Regions from separate parts of the Mus musculus genome. Here all the other regions are linked to region 2. A link is a loop called in an ENCODE intact Hi-C map of the cell type or tissue named here. Cell type or tissue: left cerebral cortex. All regions are shown on one strand. Each heading gives the region's core, and the rest is flanking DNA. Links, peaks and the distances in the headings are about the cores only. Region 1 holds the start of Lyrm7 (LYR motif containing 7). Region 2 holds the start of Rapgef6 (Rap guanine nucleotide exchange factor (GEF) 6). Region 3 holds the start of Fnip1 (folliculin interacting protein 1). Region 4 overlaps Acsl6 (acyl-CoA synthetase long-chain family member 6).

The links. Peaks named below come from ENCODE experiments on the same cell type or tissue, not always from the same donor. Only the 100,000 strongest peaks of a DNase experiment are listed, where the experiment ranks them.
Region 1: it touches region 2 in a loop (4-fold over the local background); 6 of 42 quality-filtered maps call a loop at or near these places.
Region 3: a loop joins it to region 2, with 7 times the contacts of the local background. A loop is called at or near these places in 15 of 42 quality-filtered maps.
Region 4: a loop joins it to region 2, with 2.0 times the contacts of the local background. A loop is called at or near these places in 12 of 42 quality-filtered maps.

The regions. Positions count from the first base shown.
Region 1 is chr11:54,859,275-54,866,635 of GRCm38, forward strand. Lyrm7 (LYR motif containing 7) reads right to left here and starts at 1,323. Exons shown (of 5, transcript NM_029327.5): 1 at 1,278-1,323. The coding sequence starts at 1,295. It overlaps Gm31490 (a long non-coding RNA gene), which reads left to right and starts at 540. Exons shown (of 3, transcript XR_879859.2): 1 at 540-766; 2 at 2,642-2,756; 3 at 3,475-3,585. It overlaps Hint1 (histidine triad nucleotide binding protein 1), which reads left to right and starts at 7,109. Exons shown (of 3, transcript NM_008248.3): 1 at 7,109-7,326. The coding sequence starts at 7,216. In left cerebral cortex, for the core only: CTCF peaks have their summits at 1,342 (motif pointing left) and 3,901 (motif pointing left); DNase peaks (open chromatin) are centred at 1,440 and 3,904; H3K4me3 peaks cover 1,052 bases; H3K27ac peaks cover 1,216 bases.
Region 2 is chr11:54,519,105-54,526,465 of GRCm38, forward strand. Rapgef6 (Rap guanine nucleotide exchange factor (GEF) 6) reads left to right here and starts at 3,741. Exons shown (of 29, transcript NM_001252494.1): 1 at 3,741-4,014. The coding sequence starts at 3,946. In left cerebral cortex, for the core only: a CTCF peak has its summit at 3,124; DNase peaks (open chromatin) are centred at 2,983 and 3,654; H3K4me3 peaks cover 1,996 bases; H3K27ac peaks cover 1,357 bases.
Region 3 is chr11:54,433,990-54,441,350 of GRCm38, forward strand. It overlaps Fnip1 (folliculin interacting protein 1), which reads left to right and starts at 4,190. Exons shown (of 18, transcript NM_173753.4): 1 at 4,190-4,399. The coding sequence starts at 4,308. It overlaps LOC115487771 (a long non-coding RNA gene), which reads left to right and starts at 4,406. Exons shown (of 2, transcript XR_003949675.1): 1 at 4,406-4,918; 2 at 5,642-7,361. In left cerebral cortex, for the core only: no CTCF peak of the experiment used is centred there; DNase peaks (open chromatin) are centred at 2,691, 3,564, 4,141 and 4,655; H3K4me3 peaks cover 2,296 bases; H3K27ac peaks cover 1,817 bases.
Region 4 is chr11:54,355,504-54,362,864 of GRCm38, forward strand. Acsl6 (acyl-CoA synthetase long-chain family member 6) reads left to right here. Exons shown (of 21, transcript NM_001033598.1): 21 at 5,557-6,036. The coding sequence ends at 5,694. Among named protein-coding and RNA genes, the nearest start is that of Meikin, 11 kb to the right of the region's middle. In left cerebral cortex, for the core only: a CTCF peak has its summit at 2,044 (motif pointing left); a DNase peak (open chromatin) is centred at 4,579.

The DNA of each region.
Region 1 (7,361 bases), core at 1,011-6,010, 340 kb after region 2:
AAGGATAGTAATCGGAGTAATTTTATATAGTACTTCCTGGGGAGTGGGGGTGTCCATTAATATAAAAACAGCACCACTAGCTTAAGACCATTATCCTAATAAAAAGAAAATGGGGGCTGGAGAGATGGCTCTGAGGTTAAAGCACTGGCTGCTCTCACAAAGGAACCAGGCTCTTCCCATCAGCCATACTGCAGCTGACAACCTCCTGTAACTTCGGTTCCAAGGAATCTGACACCCTCTTCTGGCCTCTGTGAGTACCAGACATGCACATGGTGCACAGACATACATGCCTTGCAAATAAAATAGTTGAAAAAGTTATTTTAAAAGAAAATGTGATCTTCATTACCACAAATCTACTAGAACCGGCATTACATTGTAGCTAATCATATCTTTTTACTTATTATTTATGCACTGTTGGGCATGGAAGCCAATGCCTTGAAAATGCTAAGGGCTCCAACTTAAAAGTTAAATACAACCTCAGCCCTACTAAGAAACTTCTTTTCAAACGCAAAAAGTAGCTGGGCGTAGTGGCTCGGGAGTCAGATTCCCAGCACTTAGCATGAAGATTGCTGAGAATTGGCCGCCGGTGTGAGCTACAAGTCTGAGGCCAGCCCCTCCTAATTCTTAATCAAACTTCAGGTGTCTGCCTATAAGTCCCCGTGATTCTTAAATTTCGAGACAAGATCTATGTTGCCTGGGCTTGCCATCAACAAGTAGGCTCAGCAATGCTGCCTCTCGCCCACTAGAGATTTCTGTATTCCTCTAGGTAAGTTAAATCCTATTTATAGGTTCACAAAACATGCTGTTTATTAATTTGAAGCACTTCTTACGATTTTATTAGTTGTTTATAGTCTTCCTACTATGGAACTTCTTTATTAAGGCATAGGTGGTCGGTTTATGGTCATCAGTCTCCTCTATTCACTACCTTTCATGGATCAGCCATCCTCCTCATTCATTGTCTCGTGTGGCTGTCACCCTCCTCCGCTCCGCGCCCCTCGAGATCCACTCCCTCCTCACTCACTGTCCCCCCCTTCTCCACTGCAGCCCCTCCAGGTTGTCTCCCTCATCATTCACTCTTCCACATGGCTATCAACCTCCTCCATTCACGGTCCATAGGGTCGTCTCTCCTCACTGCCCTCAAAATTGTCACCCTCTACCACTCATTGCCCCTGAAGGTTGTCACCCTCTTACACTCTCAGCCCCCCTCGGGGTCGCCTCCCTCCCTTGCCGGGGTCTTGAGCCTCAGCATCCCTGCACCCTCCTCCCGGCCCTGTCACCTTGGCGGGCTGACCCATGGCTCCCCACGCCGCTGACTCCGCCTCTGAGGGCGCCCCCTCTTGGCAACCAATCAGGGCCGGGGCACAGCTGGCGACGCTCCGCATAGCAACCAATCAGAATGCAACATGTCCTTCCTAGCCCGCCTTCCCCGCAGGAGGAAGTTCAGGCGTTTGCTAAGCAGAGCTAAGTATAAAAACGCGAGAAGCCGCGGTGCCAAATTACGGACAGGAGGACGGAAGTAGCTGAGAAGCCATGTTTGTTAGGGGCAGACTTCACTCCGCCGCGCCTAGCGTGCCGCTCGCGCACACTGTTTGTTACTGGGTGGCCTCGGAACCTGCTCGTTTTTTATCTCTTGTTTAAGGGCGTGGGCGTCTCTTAAGTGTCTATATTATAAGGTTTCCGGGCTGTGACTGTCTCCTTGGGAACGTAAGCAAACAAAAGCTAAGTCCTAACAACCACAGCCCATACATATCAGAACGCTGACTCCAGAACGTTCTGTTTGTACATTCTCTTAATTATTCCCCCCAAAGGTGCGGTTGAGTTGCCTGCTCAAGTTCACACCCTTGATCCCAGAGCCTCCTCACCTTCTGCATTATTGCCCTACTTATCTTGCCCCGTTCTTTGGTTTTGCTGAGGTAGGAAATAATTTATTAGAAGCTTCATAGTAATAACCATAAAACATTTATATACATTTTAACTTAGTACTTGCAGGCATGGATAAAAATTTCCACCTTGCTCCTGTTCCGCAATCATTTGCGTTCAACATTCCTGTAACATTTTAGGCTACTTTTAGGTAAAACTGACTGTTTATTAAGAATCAAAGATTCTTAATCTTTGATTAAGCTGAGTGTGGTGGGATATACTTGAAAACCCAGTATTTGGAAGGTAAAGTCAGGAGCATCAAGAATTCAAGGACAGCCCTGGTCTAGACTATATGAGACTCTGTGTCAATCAAAAAACAAAAAGGAAAAAAAAATTCTGCTTTTGAGACAGGGTGTCACAGTAACCCTGTCTGGTGTGGAACTTGTTATATAGATCAGGCTGGCCTCAAACTTTGAGATCTGCTGCCTCTGGAGTGCTGGAATAAAAGTTGTCACCACCAAACCTGTACTCGTCCTCAGGAATGCTTTCTACCTTGTTCAAAACCTAGAATTGGCCCAGAACTCACTGGTTAGGCTAGACTGGCTGTCCTGGTCTCAGAGATCTTCCCATCTCTACCTCCCCAAGGCTGGGATTACAAATGTGAAATACCATGCCTAGGGAGTCTTATATAAGAACACAAAGATAATTGTCAACTTTTAAAAATTGTTATTGATGGCTGGAGAGCTGGCCCAAAGCCTAAGAACACTGCTGTTCTTTCCAGAGGACCTGAGATTATTTCCCAACACCCATATGGCAGCTAACAACTGCCTGAACTCCAGTCCCAGGGGATCTGACACCTTCTGGCCTCCAAGGACACGGTATACATACACATCCAGGTAAACACTCATACACTCATAAAAATAAAATCTCACTAAAAATTTCTTATTGAGGTTTTATTTATTTATTTATTTATTTATTTATTTATTTATTTCAGGACAAGGTTTCTCTGTGTAGCCCTGGCTGTCCTGGAGCTCACTCTGTAGACCAGGCTGGCCTCCAACTCAAAAATCTGCCTGCCTCTGCCTCCCCAGTGCTGGGATTAAAGGCGTGCGCCACCACTGCTCGGCTGCAGAAGTGCTTTTAATAGAACCAATGAAATCAAGTGTAGTGGCTATTGTCTTTCATCCAAAACAATAATCAATTAGATGATCTTATACTGTGGTGGCTTCTGTAGTACTATAGATCAATTTCTTAAAAAAAAAAAGTAATTTGTAATAATAACTTCTGATTAGAAAGTTAATGAAAACCCTTCTATGTTATTTAAAAATATGGATCCTGTGGCTGAAGAGATGGTTCAGTGCTTAACAGCACTTACTGATCAGCAGGGGACTGGAGTTGGATTCCTAGCACCTTCACAGCAGCTCACAACAGGCTGTAACTCCAGTTTTGGGAGATCCAGTACTCTCTTCTGGCCTCCGTTGGCTCCTACATGCCTGTGGTGCCCATAATGTCATGCAATTGTATACATATAATAGATAAAATTTTAAAACATAGTTCTACAGTGCCCAAATGAGATCAGAAGTGAGTCTTAAGCCAACATGATAGTTTCTTCAGCTGTTCCAGAGATGAAGGGAAACGAGACAGCTCACACTCTTTACTGATCCGGTGGTGGGAACTGAACTGAAGAAACGCCAGAACTCAGTGGAAATTCCAACTGTTCATCATGTAAGTTCCTGGAGCTATGTGGCAGGCAGGAGTATGCCCTCCAAAAGATGTGTGCACTCAGGTGCCCAGAACTTCTCATTGCCTTGCCTTGCAGGAATTTGGCAAGTGAATTAAATATTCTGAGATGGGAGACGTTTCATGTACGGTCTGGTGAGCCTAATGAGTCACATTGAAAGTGGAAGAAGGAAAAGAGGGAGATGTAAAAAGATACTCCTCTGCTGGTTTTGGAGATGAATAAAAAAGACCCCCCAAAAACCGAAGGGAAGCACATGATCTTGGAAGCTGGAAAAGACAAGGGAGTGGACTGCCCTCTAGAGCCTCCAGGGAGAATGCAGCTCTGCTGTGACCAGTTTTCCCTTGGTGGAAACAAATCACACTTAGGACTTCCAGAATGCCACCCAACCGTCATCCAAACCAGAATCTTGTCCCTTTGCTGCCTCATCACCTCCCTCCTCTCCTCTCTAGGGCCCTGTTGTTACACTGGGTTCACCCAGATACCCCAGGCGCCTACCTACTTCAGGATCCTTGATTTAATCACACCTCTAAAATGCTCTTTACCTAATAACATGTTCACAGGACCCAGGGATGGGGACATGGGCACAGTCTACTCATTACATCCGGTTTGCGTGAAGCCAGTCAGTAAGCTTGAAATGGAAGTAAATGAAGGAGGAGAAACAGACAGGACACAGTCACGCAGGTTCCTATCGGTCAAGGAAAGGACTTTGGGTATCATTTTGGGATAGCATGCTCTGAAATAGTACCAACAGGAGACTGACACCATGGTTTACACTTTACAAACATCCTTTTGGCTGTGTGCAGAGACAAGAGTTCAAGGTCATCCTCAGCTAAATAGCAAATTCAGGTTCTGCCCGCTACAAGATGAGATCCTGTCTCCAAAAGATAAACATACCTGAGGCTCAGCTTTAAGTGCAAAGTACATGCTACATAAACATGAGGATTGATCCTCAGCACCACAAAAGCAAACCCACTTACCTATACACCACCCTGCCCCTACTGTTGGAACGTAGGTTGTACTAACTGGATATCCAGTTAGTCATCTCTGTCAGTGAAATATAAAAATTTATAGCGTCCCATAGCAAAGTTTGGTAATTTACAATAACCTATTTCCTGTCTAATGAATGTCTATGAGGGAAAAGAGTTCATAACGATCTAAAGATAAAAGAATGGGGCATGTGGCGGTGGTGGTGTGTGCCTTTAATCCAGGAGGCAGAGGCAGTCAGATCTCTGAGTTTGGGGCCAGACTGGTCTGTGGGGTGAGTTCCAGGACAGCCATGGCTACACACACACACACACACACACACACACACACACAGACAGACAGACACACCTTGAAAAAAACTAAATAAATAAATAACGTTGTCAAAAGAGTAAGTTGCAGATGTAATATTCTTATTCTTTTGCCTCTAAGTACATAAGCGGTTTTCCCTACATTATATCACTGTTCCTCAAAGCCACAGCACCAGGGCCAAAAGCATCATCTAGAATGTACTAGAAACCTAACTAAGAGGACCATAAGCATCATCTAGAATGTACTAGAAACCTAACTAACCATAACTAACTAACCATAACTAACCATAAGCCAGGCCAACTGATATTCATGACCTTTTCGGTAGTTACGGAAATAAACGAACATGACTCCTAATCTAATGTCTTATGTTTAGACATTATTTACCAGTGATTGCAAAGTACCAGTAATGGCTCTGATAGCAAAGAATAGGACACCAAGACTGCCAACAACCACTATCAATAATTTTGTCAAGACAGGAGCTTAAGGTCATCCTTGGCTACATAGCAAGTTGGAGGCCAGCCTGGGCTATATGAGACACTGTCTCAATAATGGTAATAATAATTTTGTTGAGACAAAGTAGTCAAATATCATCATATAGGGCAATTCAAAGGAAATAGCTTTTCCATTTATTTATTTATTTATTTATTTATTTATTTATTTATTTATTTATGAGACAGGATTTCCTGGAACTTGCTCTTTAGACTAGGCTGGCCTTGAACTCAGAGATCTGTCCGCCTCTGCCCTAGAGTGCTGACATTAAAGTCATGCACTACTATCATCTGGCTTAAGTTTTCCCATTTTATTTTTTTTTAATTATGTGTATACATGTGTGTGTGTGTGTGAGACCTGTGTGCTCACATGTCCATGGGTGACTGAAGACATCCTGCTAGGCCAAAGGCATCTGACTTCCCTGGAGCTGGAGTTACAGGCAGTTGTGATGTTTGTGCTGGCCTCTGTGAGAACAGTTTGTGTTCTTGATCGCTGAACCATCTCTCTAAGTCCCCAAGGTTTCTTCCTATGGCCACTTGGAGATTGTCAGATAAGAGGGCCAGGAACAAAATCTAATGAGGTATGGAAATGGAGGCTTAGCGTGCAGGAAAAAAAAAAAAAAAAACCAACATCCAGAGGGCAAGGGTGTGAGATGTTGAAAGAAGACAAGGGTAACAACTGTAGCAACCAGGCCAACAGATCTATATGACAACTGCGATTGTCTAGAGAACGCTGATTGGAGGTCCTGCCTAATCCCGACAAGGAGGAAATGACCCAAAGGACCAATGATGACAAAGTGCACACCATATGTAGAAAACACTTTTTAGGAGGAGCAAAGGGATAGAGAGGAGGAAGGGTGGAGGTGGGGCCAAGGAAGACTTTTTGTTTCTTCCAGGTGGAGCATCTTACCTGAAGCTGATTCCTGCCGGGGAAAATGGCCCAAGAGGCTTACAAACAACTGCCACCTAAGGTCTCATCTCTGCAGTCTTGGACTTAATTGATGCAGAGTGTGGCCAGAGATGTTTAAAGAGCTCCCAAGTGGTTTTTAGTGTGTAGTTATGACTGAGAATTGCTGCCACACACAGCAAGAAACAAACAAACAAAAAAACCCCACCTGATGTAAGACTTCACCTGGCTCTTAGCTAAGGCCTCAAACAGCTGAGGGTTTAAACGATCACGGTCAAGAGCACTTGTTCCTCTTGCAGAAAGGACCAGGCTTCAGTTCCCTCCACCCACATGGCTCACAACTGTAACTCCAGTTCCAGGGGATCCAAAGCATTAGATGTGATTCACTCTTACACATGCTTGCAAAATACTCATCTACATATAAAATAAAAATCTTTTTTAAAAAATTAAAAAAGGGAAGGCTAAGGTATCACACCCAGTAAATGTGATCAGAACAACTTGAAATAGAAACCAGACTGTTCTGGAGCAGGGTCTCGGGTAGCCCAGGCTGGCCTCAAACAATGTGGAGAAGGATGAACTAAACTCTTCCATCCTCCTGTCTTCATTTCTCAAACTCTGGGATTACAGGCGTGCAGCACCAAGCCGGGCTCGTGAGAGGAAGGGATCAAACCTAGAACTCCGTACGCGCTTGGAAAGCACTGTACCAAGCCGAGCCTCCTCCCAGAACTGGCAAATCAAAATTTCCTATAGAGGTGCAGAGGCAAAGAAAGGGCGTTTCCTCCGCCCATTTCGTTCCCTCGCTCGCCGCACGCCGGCGCCAGTGCGCACGCGCAGGCCCACCGGGCGCGAGCCGGCAGTCTCCGCGCGCTCCCGCGGTTCCTCTCCCCACTGTGGCCGCGGCGCGGGAAGGACAGTGAGCGGCCGCGATGGCTGACGAGATTGCCAAGGCTCAAGTGGCCCAGCCCGGCGGCGACACGATCTTCGGCAAGATCATCCGCAAAGAAATCCCCGCCAAGATCATCTTCGAGGACGACCGGGTAGGCTTGCCGCTTGCCCGGCGACACGCCGGCGT
Region 2 (7,361 bases), core at 1,106-6,105:
TTAAAGGAGTGCTGTTTTAAATCAGTGAAGTATCGAACACTTGAAAAGTATGGATCAGTTATTTATAAAGTTTGTATAAACTTTAAAAATATAAAATTCCTTAGTATGGAAGACTGATTTTGCTATGAGAAACCACGTAAAATACAGAAGATTTAATCTAGTTATCTAAAGTCATAAAGTCTCCTGTAAAGTCCAACTTGTCTCTTAGACCAGAAAGTTTTCCCAGGTATTTGGGGTGACAGGTAGTAATGTGATCCAAAGGGTTTTTTTTTTTATCTGCTTTTCTGTGTGGAAGGGGGCCATAGAGCAGCAAGATAAGACCAAGCCCGAGCTGTAGGCCAGTGTGGACTGTGAAGTTGCAGCTTATCAGGTGCGTGAATTTGTCATGTCTACAAATTATTAGGCAAGCTAAGCTTGGCTGTTAGTAATTTCCTATTTTAAACTTCTAGGGGATAGCTAAACTAGCAAAGTTTGTATAAAGGTAACTAAGTTTAGAAAAGTAAAAAGGGAAAATAATATAAATTTAAAATAATCTATCAGATTTTATTATATTCCTTAGTAAGAATTTTTAATTTCATTAAAACTATCCAAATTGTTCAAACATGAACTTGTATTTTAGAGAAATCACTTTCCAGAAGAAATAGAAGTGTTTTTGTTTGGATTGTGGTGACAACATACTGATTCACATGATTTAACTCATCTTGAAAATCCTGAAAGCCCACTATTTCCATACAGATGTACAAACTGATGTTCAGAGATGCATTAAATGGTGTCAGGGGTGTGTTCATAACAATAGTAGAATGCTTGCTAGGGGTTAGGTCCTCAACACTGGGGAACAACCGCCTTTCCTAACTAAAAGTTAAATTCCAGTCTGATTGCCTGCAAAGTTCAAGTTTATAATGATCAAGATTTTTTTTTTCCCTCTTTCAAAATTTTAAGGTGAGGGACTGGAGAGATGGCTCAGCAGTTAAGAGCCCTGGCTGCTCTTCCAGAGGACAGGAGTTCAATTCCCAGCACACATGTGGCAACTCACAACTATTACTCCAGTTTTAGAGGATCTGGCACCCTCAAATAGACATGCATGCAGGCAAAACATCAATGCACATAAAAATAAATAAAACTTAAATAATATTAAGATGAAACTGAACATTAATCTTTGGGGTATTAACTGTTGAGATATAGTTTATATACTATATATAAACTTAAAATATACATTATATAAAAGTGATGCAGATCACTTGCAACACTTCAATTACTTCCTATTGCTGTGATGGGCCACTGAACAGAAGCAGCCTGGGATGGAAAGGGTTAGCTTTCCTCTTAGAGGGCAGAAACGGAAGCAGAGACTATGAAGGAGCAGTGCTTACTGAAGTTGCTATGTTTGCTTGCTTAAAGGACCCAGGAGCACTTGCCCACCCCCAGTGGACTAAGTGTTCCACCTCAGTCATTCATTAATCAAGTAAATGCCCCCACAGACTTGCTTACACTTCAGTCTGATGGAGGCATTTTCTCAATTGAGGTTCTCATCCCAGAAGACCTTAGCATGTATCAGTTGACAGAAAACTTAACCAGCACAAGTACCGTATACCTTTTTCACAATTTATGTCTATAGTGGCTGAACCATATGGGGCCTTTGTGCCCTAACCTCAGAAAAGATGTGCTAATAGGGTGTTGTAAACTTCAAATTTGGGTAAGCTCCAGCGTCCAATGGAAAATACAGCACTGTCAGTGCTCTGAAATGTTACAGTCTGAACTCTCCTGTTTTTATTAGAGATTCTTACCTTGCCAGAGAAAGGTACTGTGAACCATTATTGGAAAACATGTCTAATCATAAGACACTACGTTCCCTAGTTGGCTGATACTCCTGAAAATACTATGATGCACTTAGATGTGGTCACAGTCTTCAATTTTAAAAATTCTGTGTAAATGAAATGCCAGAAGGTGGAGGTTCACAAGGAATGGTGTGACTAGTGTGGCCCACCTATGCTCTAATAAGAACAGTGCAAAATAACTTTCCCAAAATGATGGAGTCTGGAATTCTGAAAGTTAGCCTTTACTGTTGACATAGCCTGATAGTCAATTTGACAGAATCTAGAATCCCCCAAGGAAATAAATCTCTGGGCATGTCTGTGAAGAAGCTTCTAGATTGGGGTAATGAAGTTAGGAAAAAGCCACTCTTCTTTCTCATGGGCCTGGGGTACTGGACTGAATAAGAAGGCCAGCTAAGCAAGAGGATTCATCATGTGCTATTACCTGACTGTGGACAAAATGAACAGCTACTTAACACCCCTGTCGCCATGGCATGGCAGGAAAAGGCACTTGCTACCAAGATAATCTGGGTTTCATTCCTCGGGACCCAGATAGTGAAAGAAAAAACACTCTCCTATAAGATGTTTCCATGAGCACAGAGGTACATGCCACACACAATAGAAACATTAAAAAAAAAAAAACCTAAACAATAGGCTGCAGAGATGTCTCTGTGGTTTATGAGCAAGCAGTGCCCTCGGAGAGGGCCTGAGTTAAGTTCCCAGCACTCATGTCCATTGATTGACAGCTCCTGTTACTTCTGGCTCAATCTGGGGGCCAAAATAAACCTAGGGTTACTTTTATCATAACAGGAATAATAACAATCAGTTTTTGCAGCTTTTCTTGTTCCAAAGGACAAGTAACAAAACTGAAGCTGTCTTTATTTTGTTAGAGACTAGAATGTAAAATTCAATACAAAACGGAGTGGAGAGGTTTGCTCTGAGCACTGCTTAGGTTAAAGCAGCCCCCACCCACTCACTCTCACTGCCCAGATTTTAGTCAAGGTTGTTAGATTAGGATGGAGGCAAGTGGAAATAAAAGGGCAGATCTACCTCCACAGAAGTTCTGTCCTTTAATCAGAACAAGTGACACCAGTTTCTCCACGGGAGTGGAAGCTGCACAGGTGGTGCAGAGGGCCTGAAGTTCTATAGGACGGGAAAAAACCTCTGGGATATAAGATTTCACCTGCGGGTCGGTTCCCCTACAGTCTCAAAGTGCTAAATAAATACCAAGTTGGCATGCTGATCTTCTCAGAAGGCAAGGATTCTGACAGCCCACAGGTGTTATCTGTCAACTTTCGAATCAGGAGTTCCTTAGTCCACCTGAGGCTTTTTGGTCATTAAACCCTTTAAAGGAAAATCCTAAAATTCTGCACACAGAAGCCAAGACAATCTGGTGCACGCTAGACCAGCAGGCTACTCTGAACTATAGCTCTAGTCTTCAAAACGCTTTTTTCTTTCTCTCTTTTTTTTTCTTCTTCTTTTTTTTTTTTTTTTTGAGGCAGCTTTCACTATCGATTTCGTGGTTTGTTTTTGTTTTTTAAAGTCGCGTAGAATACGCCACAAGGTTGCGGTGGGCTAGGTGCGCGAGTACTGCCCCGAGATCCGTGGCTTGCGGAGCGGTGCGTGGGCTTCCCCGCTTGCTGAATGGCAGCCTCGATTTCCGCGGGGCCATAAGAGCCCCGCGGTTTCCGGACTCGAGCGCTAAACCAAAGCATCTTACCCACAGCTCTACCCGATAGTCTATTTTTGGCGACGCCCTCGTAGCATTTCCGGAACCTCAACCGGAAGCTGGGTATGCGGAAACTACAATCCTGTAACCGAGGCGGAGTCTCGCGAAGAAAAGCCAAGCCGCTCATTCTCCGCCCCCTCCACGCCCATCTCTCTACGTCACGGCCAGGCGGGCGTTAGTGTGCGCGTCGTGCGCATGCGCATGCGTTCTCGGCCAGTCTCGCCCCCGCGCAGGCGTCTTTCTGGCCAGTCGCGCGTGGGCTGAGGCCCTGGGCGGGCGTTGCGAAGACTTGTTTGCTTGAGTTTGGACCCTGCGACAGTTCTCATTTCCCTCCCGGTGGGGCTGGCGTACACCCGGAGCTGGAGAATGGGCAGCTAGACGCAGGCTAGGGAGCCTGTGGCTGCGGACATGAACTCGCCCGTGGACCCCGGCGCTCGGCAGGCACTGAGGAAGAAGCCGCCCGAGCGGACTCCTGAGGTAAGGCCGGGCACTGGCGAGCACTGCTCGGCCCCGACCTGGCCGTAGCCGCGCAGGGTGATGAGCACCTTTCCTGCCGCTTCCTGCCGGGGACTTCCTTGTACTTGTGATAAGAAAGCACCGTTACTGTTGACTGGCTTCTGAGTTTGTGTGTGCTCAGGTGGGCTGAAAAACAAGCTGGGAATAATGATGTGTAAGAGACAGTTCATACCATAGCCAGTGTGTGCTGTGCGTTCATCTCAGATACTGCACAATTGCCCCCAGAAGACAGGTTTCCAATGTCCGTATCAGACTCTGCGTCAGCCAGATAGTAGTAAGTCCCGTGGCGGGTGATGCGTGTCGAGTGGTTCCCTGGTGCTTTTTCAAACTTTCCGTGGGAAGTTTAAGATTATTTGTTAAGTTTTCTTGGTTTGAAGACGTTTCTATAATCTTAGTGGCTATGTGTATTATACCAAAATTAAAAAAAAAAAAAAGGAAAACCCAACAGCAATGTAAATGCAATGAGTCGTCTTGTTTGAAGTTGCAGTAACTGAAATGAAATGTTTTAATTTTTAGTCACGGGAGTTTCATACTTAGAGTTCTTTGCATAGAAAGTCTCAAACTTTGGGTAACACTCTGGGACATGACTTTGTTACAGCCATTATTGAAGTTGTGATGTGTCCAGCTTGCTTCCTGAAACCTTGATCTTTGCATAGTAACAAGGCACCTGCCCACCCCTTTCCAGGGGCTACTTTTTCCTACTTATAATTTATGAATCAGCTTTTCTGTGGTGATTACCATTGTAATGTGCATTTTAAGTTTTATTTACGAACATTATTTAGGTAATGAAGGAAAACCTTGTTTCTCTTCAGGTACCGAATTACTTAGTTTGAAATTGAGTCTTTTTAAGTAGAGGACGTTTTCTCAACTGTTGGGGAACTTATGCTTGGTCATGTGTGCTGTGTTGAGGACTTTTATCTTGTGTTACTGGAATAGCAACATTGTTGAAGGGAATATTAACTGCTTGGATTCATTGGCTGTATTTTTGAATGAGTGTAGAATTTAGGTTACTAATAAATCATTATCCAGAGTGCTAGTGATGCTTTATTTTGACAAAGAGTTCTATGAAATTCTCACAAGTTCGTTTCTGCTGTCAAAAGATTCTCGTAGTGGACTCCTAAGAGTCTGTTATAAATATATTAATTTGGTAATTATTCATTGCCAACCTGTTCAAGGCTCTATTTTGTACATTAGAAAATTTTAGTGGGCACAATAGACAGGTCCCTATAGTTCTTACATCCTGATGGATTAAGGAATTGAGAAGGTAGGTGATAAATATGCAACATGCTAGCTAATAATGGCTATTTCCAATAATAGGATAAGGAGAATTGGGGAAAGGGAAAATAAGCTATTTCCTAGGTAACTTGACTTGCTTGTTGAACGAAACTGGGTATCCCTGTGTAGCTCACAGCAACCTGGAACCATAACTTGTCGGCACTTTGCTTGTATGAAGATGGTAGTGACCCTCAAGGATCTGACTTGATGAACATTCTATTGATGCATACGAATGGGATTATGTGCAGAGTTTTATGAGGAAGAAAGCTTATGCAAATGGAGGAAATGGTCATTGCAAAGACCCTGTGATTAGAGTGTTCTGTTCATACATTCCAGGATTAACAGGGAACTCTTGAATAGTGGGCAATGAGCCAGAGTGGGTAGGAAGTCCTAGATAGTGCTGTAGGATAGGACACAGCATATAGGACTTTGTAAAATGTGAGGGTTGTTATTACTACTACTGCTACCACCACCACCACCACCACCACCACCACCACCACCACCACTACAACTACTTTTATCTGCAGTGAAATGGGTGAGCTACCATCTGAAGGTTTTGAAGCAGTGGAATGAAACTGTCTTGATAGATTTTCAAAAAGACTGGCTGTTATGTAGAGTGTAGACCAGGTGGAAACAAGGGTAGGAGCAGGAAGTTAGAAGCTATTGCATAAATGGGGTAAGAGATGATGATAGTTCAGACTAAAATGACAGCCATGGGGATTCTGAATAGCCATCAACTTCTGAAAATATTTTTAACCTTTAGCCAGGAGCCTTTGTTAATAACATAGACTAGGTATAGACTGAAGGATAAAGAAGAATTGAACATGGTTTCAGAGTTTGGGGTCTAAATTATGGAGTGTTGAAGTTGTTACCAAAGACAAGTTGAAGAGTTATCAAAGAAATGGCCTTGGATGTCACGAAGTGATACAATGCACACCTAGTGTCATGAGATCCTGGACTTCATCCTCAGCACCACAAAACAGAAATACAAGAGATTTACCAGAGCTGATTTTTGTGAGGGGGTAATATCACAAATTATGTTTTCAATATGTCTAATTTAAAATATCTGTTAGAAATGTTGGAGTAAACATTTAGCACATAAAAGCTATGTTTCTAAGAGAAGGCTGGACTAGAGAGTTAAAATTTATAGTCATCGGGTTGTAGATTGTTTTCAGTTGGGAGAATTATGAAATTATCAATATAGAGTGTATAGAGAATAGAAGAGGTAAAATTTACAGTCATTGGAATGTAGACATTTTCAGTTATAAGAATATATGAAATTAGGAATATAAAGAATATACATAGAAAATAGGGGTCACACATTATGATCCCAGCACCTGGGACTCTGAGGAGGAAAATTGCCATTGATTCCAGGCCTGCCTGGTATGAATGAGGATGGATGTGTTTGGGTATGACATGTCTTAGAAAAAAAATGTTAGAATAAATAGGTAGATTAAGAGACAGAGGGGTTGGAGAGAGAGCTCAGTGACTAAAAGCATTCACTGCTCTTCAGAGGTCCTGAGCTCAATTCTCACCAACCACATGGTGGCTCACAACCATCTATATTGAGATCTGATGCCTTCTTGTGGCATGCAGGCATATATGCATATAGAGCACTCATATACATAAAATACATAAATAAATCTTCAAAAAGCGAGACAGAAACAGACACATACACCCAGTGTATAGTGATATCATGGAAGCCAAGTTAATAAAAGTGCATGTTCTAGGAGTGTAGTTAGTTGTAGAGCATTTGTCTGTCACATATGAAGCCTTGGGCTCAATTCTCAGGGTAGGATTGGGGGATTCTATTTTTAAAAGCTAGGCATGATAACACATGTCTGGAATACCAGCATTTAGGAAGTGGAGGCTACAGCATTAAGAGTACCAGTCCAGTCTGGGCTACATAAGACCATGTTTCAAACAAACAAAAACCAAAGTTACAATGGAAGGGGATAATATTCCTGTGTTAAGCTTAATTTAGTTCCTTTTCCTTGAATATGTACTGAGTGCAAAGCATGTGAAAATATACA
Region 3 (7,361 bases), core at 752-5,751, 85 kb before region 2:
CACTTTTCATTCTCCACTACTCCTTCCTATTCCTTCCCACACATGCTGAACTTCTTCCCAACAATTTCTTCAATTTTCATGTTGTGTTACTGTTTTTTTTTCTATTTTCCTGTGATCCACGGAGTCTAAGTAGGGCTGTTTACACAGAATTATCATTTACTCTTTTGCAGTGCCAGGGATTGACCCTATGACTTCACACACGCACTGTACCACTGAGCTACATAACCAGCCTCTCCCACCACTCCTAACCTCCTTCCCGTGATTTGCAAAGAACCATGATTTAGATAATCTGGCCCCTTGTATTTTTCTACCCACATGCAAGCTCATGTTCCTGTCCAGAGTCTGGCTTCCCTTCTCTTCAAACCAAACCTATTGCTTCTGCCGAGCCTCCGCACATTGTCTTCTTTCCCTCAGAGTGTTCTTTACCATCTTTTCCATGGCTGCCTCCTAAGTTTTTCTTCCACCCCTTCGGTTTCTGCTGTAGCTCCTATCACCACCTGCAGGCATTTGGTTTCCTCCCATTAAGAAGTAAATTCCCAATGGGGACTCTCTCTCAACACTGTCTCCTCAGAGCCTCAAACAGGCTGAAGTAGGAAGGACACCAGGGATGCTTGCAAACAAACCAAGGTTTATTCCTTCTTGAACGTCAAACCACTGCCACTTTCTTGTCATATAGCCACAAAATAGCTGGCTTAAGCGTTTTAAGAATTGAGTCGACTCAAGTCTGTATAAATGGACTGATTACTCTGAGATGTTAATCAGTGAAAGTTTTCTTTCAGACTGATTTAGACAACTGAATCCAAGTTTATTAGCACGGTGGTTAAAGGAGCCAGATTATAGTTTTATTAGCCCATTTCCTATGTCAGACAAGCAGCAGATATGTACAGCGAAGACTACCTCTGCCATTTATATTTTCAGAATTTTTTTTCTTGTCTTTTTAAGTCACTATGTGACTCTATTTGTCCTGGAACTTCTATGTAGGCAAGGCTGGACTCAACTCAACAGCGGTCCACCTGCCTCTGCCTCCTGAGCGCTGAGATTAAAGTTGTGCATCACCATACCCAGTCAAAGAAGGATGGTCTTGAAGCTGATGGACAGAGACCAGTTTGGCAGAGACTGAAACTTCTAGGCTTATTTTTAATACTTCTAACTCATTGTTCCACATTCATGTACAATAGCATGAATGACTAGATAAAAACTGTTATATTTTCTCTATCCCTGCTTGACTCTTCCCTAAATATAAAGAGCTTGCTTTCAAGACACCTCAGCTTCTCTATGACAATGGATCATATTAAATAGCAGGGTAAATAAACGCTTCTGTATAGTATGCCTTATTATAAATCTGTATCCTTTCAGGGTTTTCACTCTGCTATTGTAGCATTATGTTGAGGTATAAGGGAAATGTGATGAACAGTAGCAAATACATTTGGTTTTTCTCTGTACTTTCAAGACTGAGCATTCAGACATGAAGCAACTGCATGAGTGGAGAACACTAAAATAAAGCATGTCTTATGCAAGCAGCAATGCTTCTCCTACTATTAATATCTATGATCACCCATGAAGTAATTTTTTCCCAAGATGAAGGCACATGAGGTTACTGTATTCGGAAACTTCCTTCTGAGGGAACCTGGAAAGATTCATCTCTGTGCCAGCCATGGACAGCCTCTTGTCCTTAAGAATCTTTGCTCCAGTGTCCAGTAGAAGCGTGAGTCTGATTCTACTCACTTTTATCTAATGTGTATAAAAACAAGAAACGTCAGCAGCTCACACACTGACTTAGCAGATGTATGGGGTTTTTTTCCTATATTTAAAAATGTCACAAATATTTTCCTTGAAAAAAATTTCACTGTTCTATCACTGTGAAGAGACATCATGATCATGGGAACTGTTAGAAAATATTTAATTGGGAGCTTGCTTACAGTTTCAGAGGCTTAGTCCTTTATCATGGCTGGGATCATAGTGCATAGCAGGCATGGTGCTACATCTTTATCTGCAGGCAGAGAGAGAGAGAGGGAGAGAGAGAGAGAGAGAGAGAGAGAGAGAGAGAGAGAGAGCGCACTGGTCCTTGTGTGGCCTTTTTGAAACCTCAAAGCAAACTCCAGTGATACACTTTCTCCAACAAGGCCACACCTATTCTAAAAAGGCCACATCCCCTAATCCTTGTAATCCTTTCAAACAGTCCCACTCTCTGGTGACCAAGCATTCAAGAGTATGAACTTATGGGATCCATTTTTATTCAAACCACCATACCCAGGAACTTTTGAAATGAGCAGTTTACAAAGGACCTATGAATAAAATCTAACTATTGCACTACATTCTCAGAAAGACCTTCCTGTGACATAATTTCATTGTTTAGTTCATTAATTGCGTAACACTAATCACTTTCTGCAATTACCTTACCATTTACAGTCTTCTTGCTTATAAAATTAACTTTTCTGTTGTTAATGTTGATCCCCAGTATACAGAACTTAAATTTGTGCAATGAGCAAATTTATTTTTTGATTCCCTGTGTAGCCATGGCTGTCCTGAAGCTCACTCTGTAGACCAGGCTAGTCTCAAACTCACAGAGATCCACCCTCTTCTGCCTCCAGAGTGTTGAGATTAAGAGTGTATGCCACCACTGCTTGGCTGCAAATTCTCGTTTTAGTTATCTATAATTAGTGCTTTTTAAATGTCTTGTGTACTGGAGCGGTGGAGACAGGAGAGTGAACTGGAGACTTCTCCCTCCTCCTCCAACACCTTCAGAAGGCAGCTCTGGAGATGAAGTGCTTGCTGTGTGAACAAGAAGACCTGCATTCCATTCCCAGAATCTACTTCAAGGATGGGCAAAGGAATGCAAGGTTGTGATTCTTGTGCTGTCAAAGAAGATGAAGCAGAAAGGTCATCCTACACTACTTGGTGAGCTCCAGGCCAGCAAGAGACCCTGTCTCAATAAATATAAAAAAGTCTTGTAACATGAGACTTTGTAACATGTTGTAACAGCTCAACATGCTGACCAGTGATAAATTATTAACGATATAAAAATATCCTGCTAATTTTTCTTTTATTCTTTTGTTTTGTTTTCTTGTTTTGTTTTTTCGAGACAGGATCTTTCTGTGTAGCCCTGGCTGTCCTGGAACTCACTCTGTAGACCAGGCTGACCTTGAACTCAGAAATCTGCCTGCCTCTGCCTCCCAAGTACTGGGATTAAAGACGTGTGCCACCACTGCCCGGCATTTTTTCTTTTTCCCATGTAAATAAGGGCTACTTATTTATTTTTTTTCAACTGCAGATCAGCTGACAACTTCTTAAAGATTTGGTTCCTATGTCTAGCTAAGTGAAATTCTCAAGCGTCTTTGTCTACCCTTGCAAACATACACCAGTATTTCCCCACATTCATCCACATTTCTCAGAGAACTTCATTCCACTGTACGAAATCCCTCATCCTGGTAAACGGATGACGAATTTGATCTGAACACTGATGGTTTGATAAGACTGGAAGGATGTTCGTGAGCTGTATTTTCCGTTTTGAGAGCAGTCTTGCCATTTGGTAACAATGTTACAGTTCCTCCTTTCCTCATACCCAGATATTAAAGATATACAGCTTTGTTTCATGGAAGTTCTGATTGTCTCTCTTAGACATTTTGCTAAACTTCTTGTTTGGTGATGAGGATCAAACCCAGGGCCTCTAACTACTGAGCTCTTTAACCGCAGTCTTTCAAATTCTAAATACTTAGCATAAAGGGTTAGATATTTTTAGATAGATGTCTTTTTTTTTTTTTTTTTTTTTTTTTTTTTTTTACGGCTGCTTGCCTCTCTTGGTTTTGCTTGTGATCTTTTTGGTTACCAAGGAGATCGAGCCTGAGCCCCCAGTCGCTAGATCTTCCTAGAGACTAAGTGCGGGCGTCAATGGAAACCGCACCTCAAGTCACAGACCTAGGTCTCCTCCTAGAGCCCTAGCAGTTTGGGAGGGTCAGAGGCGGGCCTGGGTCCCAGAGGCTTTCTCTTGCCACCCAGCCGCGCGCGCCCTCGCACGCCCCGCCCCGTGAGAGGCCGCGTGACGGACCCGTGAGCCAGCCAATGGCAGGCGGCCCCGCCTCCCCACCCCCACCCCGCCCCCCGCTCAGTTTGCTGCCACGTGATACGGCTCGTCGCCAGCCAATCGCCGCGACCTCAATCTCGCGCTCCGCCCCGCGCGCCGTGGCCGTTTGAAGTGACTAATTTCTGTCATATGACTGAGGCGCCCATGGGGGTGGCGGGGTGGCGGTAGGAGCGGGGGGCCTCCTGCGAGCTCCCAGCCGAGCGACCCCAGTCTTGCGGCGGCCAGCATGGCCCCCACCCTGTTCCAGAAGCTCTTCAGCAAGCGGAGCGGATTAGGCGCGCCGGGACGAGACGCCCGCGACCCGGACTGCGCGTTCAGGTGAGGCGTCGCGGGCCCCCGAGGGGTCGCGGCCTCGGGCGGGGCGTGCGGTCCCCTGCCCTCTTCGCTAGGCTGTTTATGCCCCGCCCGCGCCACGCGCCGCGTCCCCAGCCCCAGCACGGCGGCCTCGGGAGGCTGTCGGTCCGCACGCTGCCCGGGCTGCGACCTCACCGCAGGCCTCCGGGGCCCGGCCGGGAGCTGCTGTCTCCCTGTGATCCGCAGCCCTCGGGTGGCTTTGTGCAGACTGTCGCGCGTTCGGCCAACCTGCGGAGCACTGAGGAGGCTGGAGGAGCGAGTGGGCAGGCTGGCGGTCTGTCAGGCTTCTTGGAAACTAAAATTGGAGCTGTGCAGTTCTCTTGCCGAGCGACCTTAGTGTTATCGAAGGAGAAATGCGAAACCGAAGTGGTTAGGGTTACTACTGACCAGACTCGAGGAGGACTTGCGGTAGAACTTACTGTCGAATTTTCTTTCCCTTCTTACACCTGTTACTGAAAAGGAGTTTCTTGCAAATGGAAAACGGTAGCTGTGTGTGTGTGTGTGTGTGTGTGTGTGTGTGTTTGTTTGTGATTGCATGCTTTGTTTCTTTCTGATTGCAGTACCTGTTGCTGGTACAGTAACTTTTTAGAATTGTCAGATATATAGAAGCTTAGCTCAATGGTTAAATTCAGCCGTGGAATTGTATTTGAAGAAGATATTGTTTTGTCTTCCATAATGCGCTATGGAAACTTTCGCATGTAACTAGGCCAAATGTCACATATCAGACAAACTTGGCTGTATGGCCGAGAACTCAGTTGTACAGTAATAGTAAAAGGGAAACAGTGTCAAATTTTGCAGCAAGCCCAAGTATCAGATGACTGCACTACATAAGTCTTAGAGGCTTTAATATTTTTCAAATTATCCACGCTGTCAATAATACAGATCCCATCAGGAAACAATGTGTGAGATTGAATATCAAATGGCAAGTAATTTAACTGATATTTAATGGGAGAAAAAGGTCAGTTACCGTTTTGGAAACAAGCTTAACAAAAGAATTTTCATGGCAGTGGCTTTTCTTCGTAATGGGAAGTAAATGTCTTGTGCCGTAGTCATCTGACAGTTGTTTTTCCTTTGAAAAGCGAAAGTGCAGATAACACCAGATAATACACCGGGACACCTAGGAAAACCAGAGACCCGGGAAGCAGCCTCTGGAGAGAGATTTAAAAGATAACATTTGAATAGACCACTGTTTCTATTTCTGTGCAGAGACTGACTTTGGGTAACCAAGATTACAAGAGTCTCAATTTGTTAATGTGACCAAAATCTACTTTTTGAGTAAGTGTTCTATATGGTTGTGTAAGACTTTACTGCTGCCAAAGAACTTTCCCATCAGTTATCTCATTTCACAGTAACCTTGTGAGATAGAGCAAGTAGCAATGTAGAGATGACTTTATAATCCTTTTTCCAGCGTGGAAGCCCAATACCTGCAGTTCATCGTGAAAACTTGCTTTGAAAACAAGATGTGTACAAGTGTAATGTGAGAAAATGAGAATTCTGGATCACATACCTAGTGACTTGAGATCTAATTAATCCAGCTTTTAAAATTTCCTTGATATATAATTAAAATACAATAAAAGATGAATACACGGGGAAGGTTACTGTCCCATGAGGGCTGACAGACAAACACAGTTTATACTCAGCACTCCACTGAACCTTCACAACCATTCGTTCTGTCAGCTTGTGCTCCCTCCTTTTCCACAGTCCTTAACCCCCTTTCACCCAAGAACAATTTGGTCTGCTTTCTTTTGTTATATTTTGGCTTTTTGAACATTTCATATAAATGTGATTTTATGACTTCCATAGCCACATGTCTGGCTTCTTTTTACCCACAATAATGTTTATTGAGATGTATCTACGATGTTGCCTTTTTAGTAGTTCCATTCATCTTTTAAGTAGGTGATTTATTGTACAGATATAGCATACCTTTTGTTTTTGCTCTTGGGCTCTCTCGCTCTCTCTCTCTCCCTCTCTCTCATGTGTATTTATTCTTTTGCGTGTGTGCACGCGTGTGCTCGCTGAATTTGATGTTACTTGGACTGACCTTCCATCTTACTTATTGAGTCAGGGTCTTGTAGTCAAACCCAGAGGTTCCTATGATTCTGATCTTGCTACCCAGCTTGCTCTGGCAAACCATCTTGCTTTGCCTTAATGGACCTGGACTGACAAGTGACAGGGAATGCCCTCCTGGCATTTCTGGATTTCTGGGGATCTGAACTCCCAGTCCTCACACTTGCTGGGCGAGCACTTTAACCATTTGGTCATCTGTCCAACTCACAATTTGTTTATTCACTCCTCAGATAAAAGATACTTGAGCAATTCTTCTGTGAATATTTGTGTATAGATCTTTAATTAGAAATAATTTTTGTTTCTTCTGGGTATAGATACTGAGCAGTAGAGCTGCTGGCTCATGTGCAGAGTTTTATTTAATTTTTTAAAAAGTTCCCAAACTTCTTCAAACATACTTGTTTTATAGTTGCAGTAGCAATATATTAAGGTTACTTTTATAACAGATCTCTTCAGTATTTTAGATTACCCTTTAAAAAGTTAATACATTTTTATTGTGATAAGAAACATAACTATCTTAACCAATTAGACATTTAATTTAAATGTTATTTCTTGCTCTCTCTCTCTCTCTCTCTCTCTCTCTCTCTCTCTCTCTGTGTGTGTGTGTGTGTGTGTGTGTGTAGGATGTGTGAGGGGCGTACATGAGCCACAGTGTATTTGTGAAGGTCCGAGGGCAACCCTGTGAATGAATTCAACCTTTCCATGAATTCTGGGAATGATCACTAAGCTTGTGTGGCAAGTACCTTTAACCTCTGAGCCATCTCACTAGCCCCTAATAATTTTTTTAGTCTTTATTTATAACTATTATGGGGTATATAGTAATATTGCATTGTTTTCATTTTTGCCTTAGGTGTTGGCCAAA
Region 4 (7,361 bases), core at 1,606-6,605, 160 kb before region 2:
CACCACGTCCACTAGGCATGGAGGCAGTGTATATAACCCCAGCGCGAGGAAAGTAGATGTAGAGAGATCAGAAATTCAAAGCTGTCCCAACTACAAAGCAAGCTCCAGACCAACTGAGGCTCTAAGACCTCGTCTCAAGCGAACAAACAAAGCAAACAAACCCCAAAACCATCAACCAATGATAGTAGCCCGCACAAAAATCATCAACCAATGATAGTGGCCCGCACAAAAAAAAACCATCAACCAATGATAGTGGCCCGCACAAAAACCATCAACCAATGATAGTGGCCCGCACAAAAACCATCAACCAATGATAGTGGCCCGCACTTGCCATCCCCTCTCTGGGGAGGCTAAGACAGGAGGAGGAGCAGAGACTCAGGGCCAACCCAGGGCTGTGTAGTGAGATTTTTGTCTCAAGGGAGAGGGGGAAGCTATTAAGGATTAGCCCTATTTTTACAGGTGGCTCGCCTGCATGTATTTAAGTGCACTACGTGAATGTATGCTGCCCTCAGAGGCCAGAAGATGACCCCACATCCCCAGAATGGTTGTGAGGTGCTGGGAACCAAGCCACTGTCCTCTGCAAGAGCAGTAAGTGCTCTTACCTGCTGAGCCACCTGTCCAGCCTTGAAGGATTAGCTCTAAACACATGAAGAATGACCTAACTACATCCAGCGTTTACGTTATCCTGTATAAACTTTAGGAGTTCAGGGTTACCGGGCTGGGTTGCTTGTACTAAACTTTGAGTTAGAAAACAAAAATGGATTTACTGTGGCATAAATTCCAGAAACATGCAATTCTAAGAAATAGGTCAGCCATTAGTAATTGACAGAGATCTTTAGAAGATGCATATCTAAATGAGTAGATTAATAAATAAATAAATAAATAGGATACACTTAAACTGTCCTAGTAACAAGTAGATGACTAGCATATACTTGAGCACATTTAATTGTGAATTAATAATGTTCTTGATATTTGAATGGCTCACTAATTTGCATAGACAATACAGAATGAAGTTTGACATGTAGATTTTTCAGCTTCTAACCAGTAACCTTCTCCTTAGTCATATTGTGTTGCTTCTCATTGAAATGGATACTTGTGGAATCAGTTTAGAGATGCTTTTATCATTTCCCTGATTCATGGATATGCTTATCTTTCTTTCCATCTTTCATCTTAAATGATTTATTTATTTATTTTGTTTATTATCTACAAGCAAACTCGAGTCAATACCTTTGAAAATCTTCAGAATACAAAAGTTTGTTTTTGTTGTTGCTTTTTTAAGTTTCTGAGTTTTTACATTTCTTTATTTTATGGGTATGGGTGTTTTGCCTGAATATGTCCATGTACCACGTATGTGCAGTTCCCTTGGAGGTCAGCAGAGGGCGTCAGATCCTCTGGGTATGAAATTGCAGATGGTTATGAGCTTCCAAGTGGGTACTGGTCATGGAACCCGGGTTCTCTGGAAAAGGAGCCAATGCTCTTAACCAAGGAACTATCTCTCCAGCCCCTGGAAAGTTCATGGTCTTGTGAAATAACATAACTGGAGGCTTTGGAGGTCTTACTTTCCAATGCAATGTTTAAATGCTATCTTTTTTTTTTTTTTAATGAAAGTTCTATAAATCTCATTTCAATGACAAGTTTCAATATAGAAGTCTAAGCTAATGTCAGGCATTCTCTTTCTATTTCTTCTATAAAATTTATTAAAAGTTGGAAAGACCCAGGCATGGTAGTAAACTCAGGAGACAGAGGCAGGTGGATTCCCTGTGAGTCTACATAGTGAGTTGCAGGTCAACTAGTGATGCACAATGAGAGATACCTGTCTCAAAACTACTTATATTCATCCATATGTATGTACATAGATACATGCATGCATACATACATACATACGTATGTACATACATACAAATGGACTTGGAAAGGTGGCTTAGTGGTTAAGAAAAGTTGTTATTCTTCCAGAGAACCTGGTTTTGATTCCCAGCACCTGCATGGAGGCTCACAACTGTCTGTAACTCCAGTTTCAAAAAATATGATGCCCTCTTCTGGTCTCCACAGGCACTGCATGCACATATCGCACAGACATACATGCAAGCAAAACACCCATGCACATAAAATAGATAGATAAATAGATAGATGAATGGATGGACAGACAAATGGACGGATGGATAAATTTGGAAAGCCAGTTTCATGGACATAAATGAACAATAAGACTCCTTTTTTAATACACTGAAAATTAGACAATTTTTTTGTCTTAAGGTTTTTTTGGGGGGGTTGTGTATGTAAAAAAAATTCAGTGGATATAATGGAGTTTTTGAGCAAAGAATTCTTTGTCACCTCTAAATAGCCACCTGCTAGGATGCTGTACTGTTAATATCAGAGACATCTTCCTAGCCCCTTGATCCATCTTAAGAGTCATCTTTCCAAAGAGCCATTCGGGCTTAATTTTCCATGTCGAGAGTCATGTCCAAACTTGCTAGCAATGTATACTGCTCTTTCCAATATGGCCATTCTTTCCAGACCCATCCTCTTCTATGTCACATGTATCACATCTGTAACAGGCTGCAGAGATTTGAACATCACTGCCTCTGCCTGAGCACACGCTTCCAATAGGACCACTCCACCCTGTCCCTGGCTGTCTACAGCTGGCTAACTTAACGCTTACTCTCCACCGTTCAGCTCACATATACCTATTTAAAGAACCTTGTCTCTCACAGGATCATGTTTTGAGCTCTCAGTTTCCAACCTGTAGCACTATCTTGAAAAAGTCACGGATCTTTTAAGAAGTGAGACCTGACTGAAGGAAGCAGGTCCCAGAAGTCTTTGAGCAAACCCCTCTTGTTCTAATCTCTCTGCTTTCCATCCACCACCATGTGAACAAGTTGCAGCCTCCCTCCCATTGCCACTGATGGAGCCATTGTGTCGGCCTCCCTGCCATGAGGAACTCAATCCCTCTGAAACCATGAGCCAGAGATATTGGTCTCCCTTTAAACTGATTCTGTCAGGTATTTTGGTCACAGCAATGAAGAGAAACATAATAAGGAAACACAGCGCAAACTCTGCCAAGCCTAGGGTCTGTGGTGTATCAGAAAGAAATGCCAACTCACACAGAAAAACCCCACTCCCAGTCTATTGGGTTTTCCTTCTTTGCATAAGTGGAAAGATGGATGATCCCAGGTAGGTACAGGTCCTCAAAGACACGGACTTTTCCTGTCTCTCCACTTCTCTCAACCCTTAGTGTGTTGGCTTTTCAATCCATGGTGGTGAGGTGGCTGCAGTAACTCTCAACATTGCTCACATTCAAGGAAGAAAGGGGAGAGGAAATAGAAGTAGCTGTGCTTGAACTTTTTAATTAGGGAAGAATTTTTTTCTAGACTAGTAACCAGATATGGATCTTATGGCTGTCCTCTAGCTGCAAAGCAGAGCTGAGAAATCAGAGAACAGGACAGTCATGGTACGGATTCTGGGCCCAACTAAGTCAGGTTTCTGTTAGCACGGGGGAAGTGGGGCAGGGAGATTGGAGGAGCAGCTGTAGTCCCCCCCCCCCGGCGCTCATCCCTGCACAGGTCTGCCAAATACTAACACCTCTCGTTGGATTGTAGGTTCCATGTGAGTAAGCGCTACTTGTTTCTCCTTGTATCCCTGGTGTAAAACATAGTACACCCTGTAGGTGCTCAATGAACATTAGTTACCCTAAACTATACCTGGTTCTCTGTGTATTTTAACACACACACTTTGATGTGATTTTTAAAATACGTGTTAGAACTCTTTAATAAGTGCATTACCTCTGCAGAGATCACTTGATTTGGCCCTAGTTAGGATACAACTTCTTAAAGATCACACCATTAACGTGTTCAGCCCTGACTCAGATGTAACGTTCTCAGACAACTGCCTGGAAGTCTTCCTTTTGGAACCGCACATGACAGAAGTCCTATGAGACACTCCTAGACCATCCCTCCATCCTTTCTTGTACACAGTCCACCTCGCAAAAAGACTTTGTCTGAGGAGCCTGGGCTCTGCCACACAGAAGGCAGCAATGAGAATGCTAGATCAGCTCCCACCATGCCTCTCTCTAAAGGAGTCCACAAAAGCTCATGGCTCAGGCTAGGGATGCAGCTCAGTTGGTAGAGTACTTGCCTGGGATACACGGAACCCTGGGTTCTATCCTCCCTCCTCCTGCTGCACAAACCAGGTATGGTGATGTATGCCTGTCGTCCCAGCATGGAGGAGAGAGGAAGGGAGCTCCTACGTTTTAGGTCATGCACAGCTCCATGGTGAGTAAGGCCTGTCTGAGCTACATGAGATCCTGTCTCAAAAAAAAAAAAATGTCTACAGTAGGATATTGATTTAATTCATTATGCTCCCCCTCATTTCCCTTTGCATTCTTTGTAAAAATTACATCATCCCTAGGCAGCCATCTAAAGCAGGCACTGGAGTCCTCACAGCAGCCTCCCTCCACATTACATCTGTCACTGTGCCTCCGATTCATTCTGACCTGCTCACCTATCTCTGTGCCTGCTTCCGCTCTATGAGTGCTGGCTTGTCTCCGATGAGCGGGACATATGCTTCTATTCTTAACTCCCCCCGAAGCCAACTTCCAGTTTCTCCCGAAGATTTCTTTCTATAGCACGTATGTGTCTGCTTTACTTAGAAATCTCCAGCCCTTTCCTCTTGCACTTGGAATAAAATTCCACCTTCTCCACACTGGCCTGTCTATGCCTTCAGCTTCATCCCTACCACACTTGACTTCGTTATGTACCAATGAGAAGCCATTAGTTGTCCCTTTGTAGATCCTGCTTCTTCAATCCTGGTTTTGTTCTTGATGACTGTGCCTGTGTAACCCTCCCCCACTCACTTTCCCACCCACCCCACCCTCGTTGCTGCTTGATTATTTATTTAAGATGGGGGTGTCCCAAACTGAACTTCAGCTTGATAGATGGCCGAGGGTGACTTTGAACTTCTGTCCTTCCTAACTCTACCTCCTGAGTGCTGAGTTTTGTGCCACCATATCCTGGCTTTATAGGATGTTAGGGGAGCAAACCCACGCATCCTACTCGGTAGTCAAGCACCAGCTAAGAGCTATACCTGGCCTCAACTCATTTTTTGGTGAAATCTTCGCTGATTTCCCTGACTGCACCTCACTACCTACCTCACTAACTACCCTACCTCAGGTCTGTGCTCCTCATTCCCTGCTCATCATGTTAAAAAGTGCCCAGCATCCTGCAGTCTGCTCTGCAAACCCTAATATACACCACTTAGGGTGCTGGTATTTAGGACTCCTTTTATTCTTGGTGCCTAGCAGAACAAACAAACTGTTCATGTCTGTAAAGTTGTTGAATGAATGAATGAATGAATGAATGAATGGATGGATGGATGGATGGCAAAAGGAAAGGGTGGGTTCCAGCCATATCAAATAAGCTGAAATGTGTTTGTATATAATTTTGACTCAGCATGGTACTCTTAAGCCAAGGTGCATATTCCTCTCTGCCTGCTTACTCTCACCCTGTATGCTATAAATGCTGTGTTTAACTCCCACTAAAGATATGTTCTGCCTTTGGTTTTTAGGTTAAAGCCATTTACATCCATTGTGACATGTTCTCTGTTCAAAATGGTCTGCTGACACCAACACTAAAGGCTAAGAGACCGGAGCTGAGAGAGTACTTCAAAAAGCAAATAGAAGAGCTTTACTTAGTCTCCGTGTGAAGCTCCAGGAGGGCCCGTCTCAGTCCGATGAACTTTGCAGCAATATTATAGTTATTCGTGAGAGAAAGGAATCAGAATGCCACAGCTCAAAGTGAACAAGCACCTGATTTTTGCAACTGAGCCTTTCCTGACCCAAGAAGTCTCTAACAATATTTTCTCTACCATCACCAAGTACACTTTATTTTTATTAAATGATATTGTAGCAAGCTGCTAAAAAAAATTATCGCAAACGGTAATGTAAAAACAAATCAAGACACTTTCTGAAGAACTGTGTACCACTAAAAGTAATATATTCGCAATGTTCACAGAATTCCATTAAACATAAAGAAAAAACATAACTGATATATTGTACTTAATTATTTGTGGAGTAATAACCAGGTACAGTGAAAGTCTAGGCAATGTGGACTACCTCATTAAATAACTGATTGTCAACCATCACAGTTAGATCAGACCTAGAACTTAAAGCAAGCTGTAGGAAGCCACGCCAAAACAAAACCCGATAGTTCCCATGTGACCTGACTCCTCTGCTCTAATGCGAGCACCTTTGCCGGTACGAAAACCTTCTCACTGATTCTAACTGTTACTCCTGAAAAGTGGAAATGCAGCTGTCCTTACAGCAAATATCATATCTATCTAACAACCCCCATAGGTCTTTCAGTAATCTGCTCATTTATCGAGCTCACCGAAGTATTCAGAATCTATGCACAGAAGAATAGGTGGGGGTTGCGTTTATTTGCCTACTTCTTACCATAGGGAAGCTTAAAAGATGTTTGTTGACTGCGGCAAATGGACTCTTGGCAAACATTTAGGGGAAGCTACTCAGTGGTGTCTCAGGGCCCAACAGCTCACGCACCCATGTTTCTGCTACAGTCCTTGCCTTTTCCATTCTCAGTATGTCTGTCCGGGTCTGGGAGACGCAATATGGCGGAAATTGTGAACAACCTCGATTTCTTTTCAAATGATATCACAGCAAATGTGAGAGGAATAGCTGATAATTCCAAATAAAAGAACGTCTTCAAAATTTCCCTAGAAAACGATGGAAGTCCAACATAGAAGAATCCCTGCTAACGGCATGATTCCATTCCTAGAACCTCCAGATGCTCCTAATGGACCATAAAACCTTAATTGTATCATATGTTTAGTTGCACCCTAAATCTGGGTGCCAAGATTCTGATGTCACCAAAAAGCCTCGATACCATGGGCAGTGCAGCTCAAGTCCGCACTATAAATTGTGCACCCAAGGAGGGCAAGGTCCTCAGGGAAGTGTTTCTCTTCTGTGGGAACAGGACTCTGAAAGTACATAGAGAACTCATGCAGGTCGCACGATCTTCCCTAACACATCTATGATCAGGGTGGCCAGGACAAGGAACTCCCTAGCTCTGAGGGAAATCCAATTTATTTGTAAGTTCCCAGTTCGAACCTGCATCATCACACAGGCCTGTTGGATGGTCCCAACATATATGTGAGTGAATGTTCTCAGTCAGAACCTGAGTTATCCATCACGCAGGCCTGTGGGATGGTCTGCATCATTGATCACACACCTGTTTCAGTCATGTTGCGTCATGACCTCAGCTTCAATTGACATAGTTATTCAGGTATTTTTTTTTTTACACATTCCTTGGGCATCATCTTTCTGAAGACTCACTGTTGCACCTATTAATCTGACA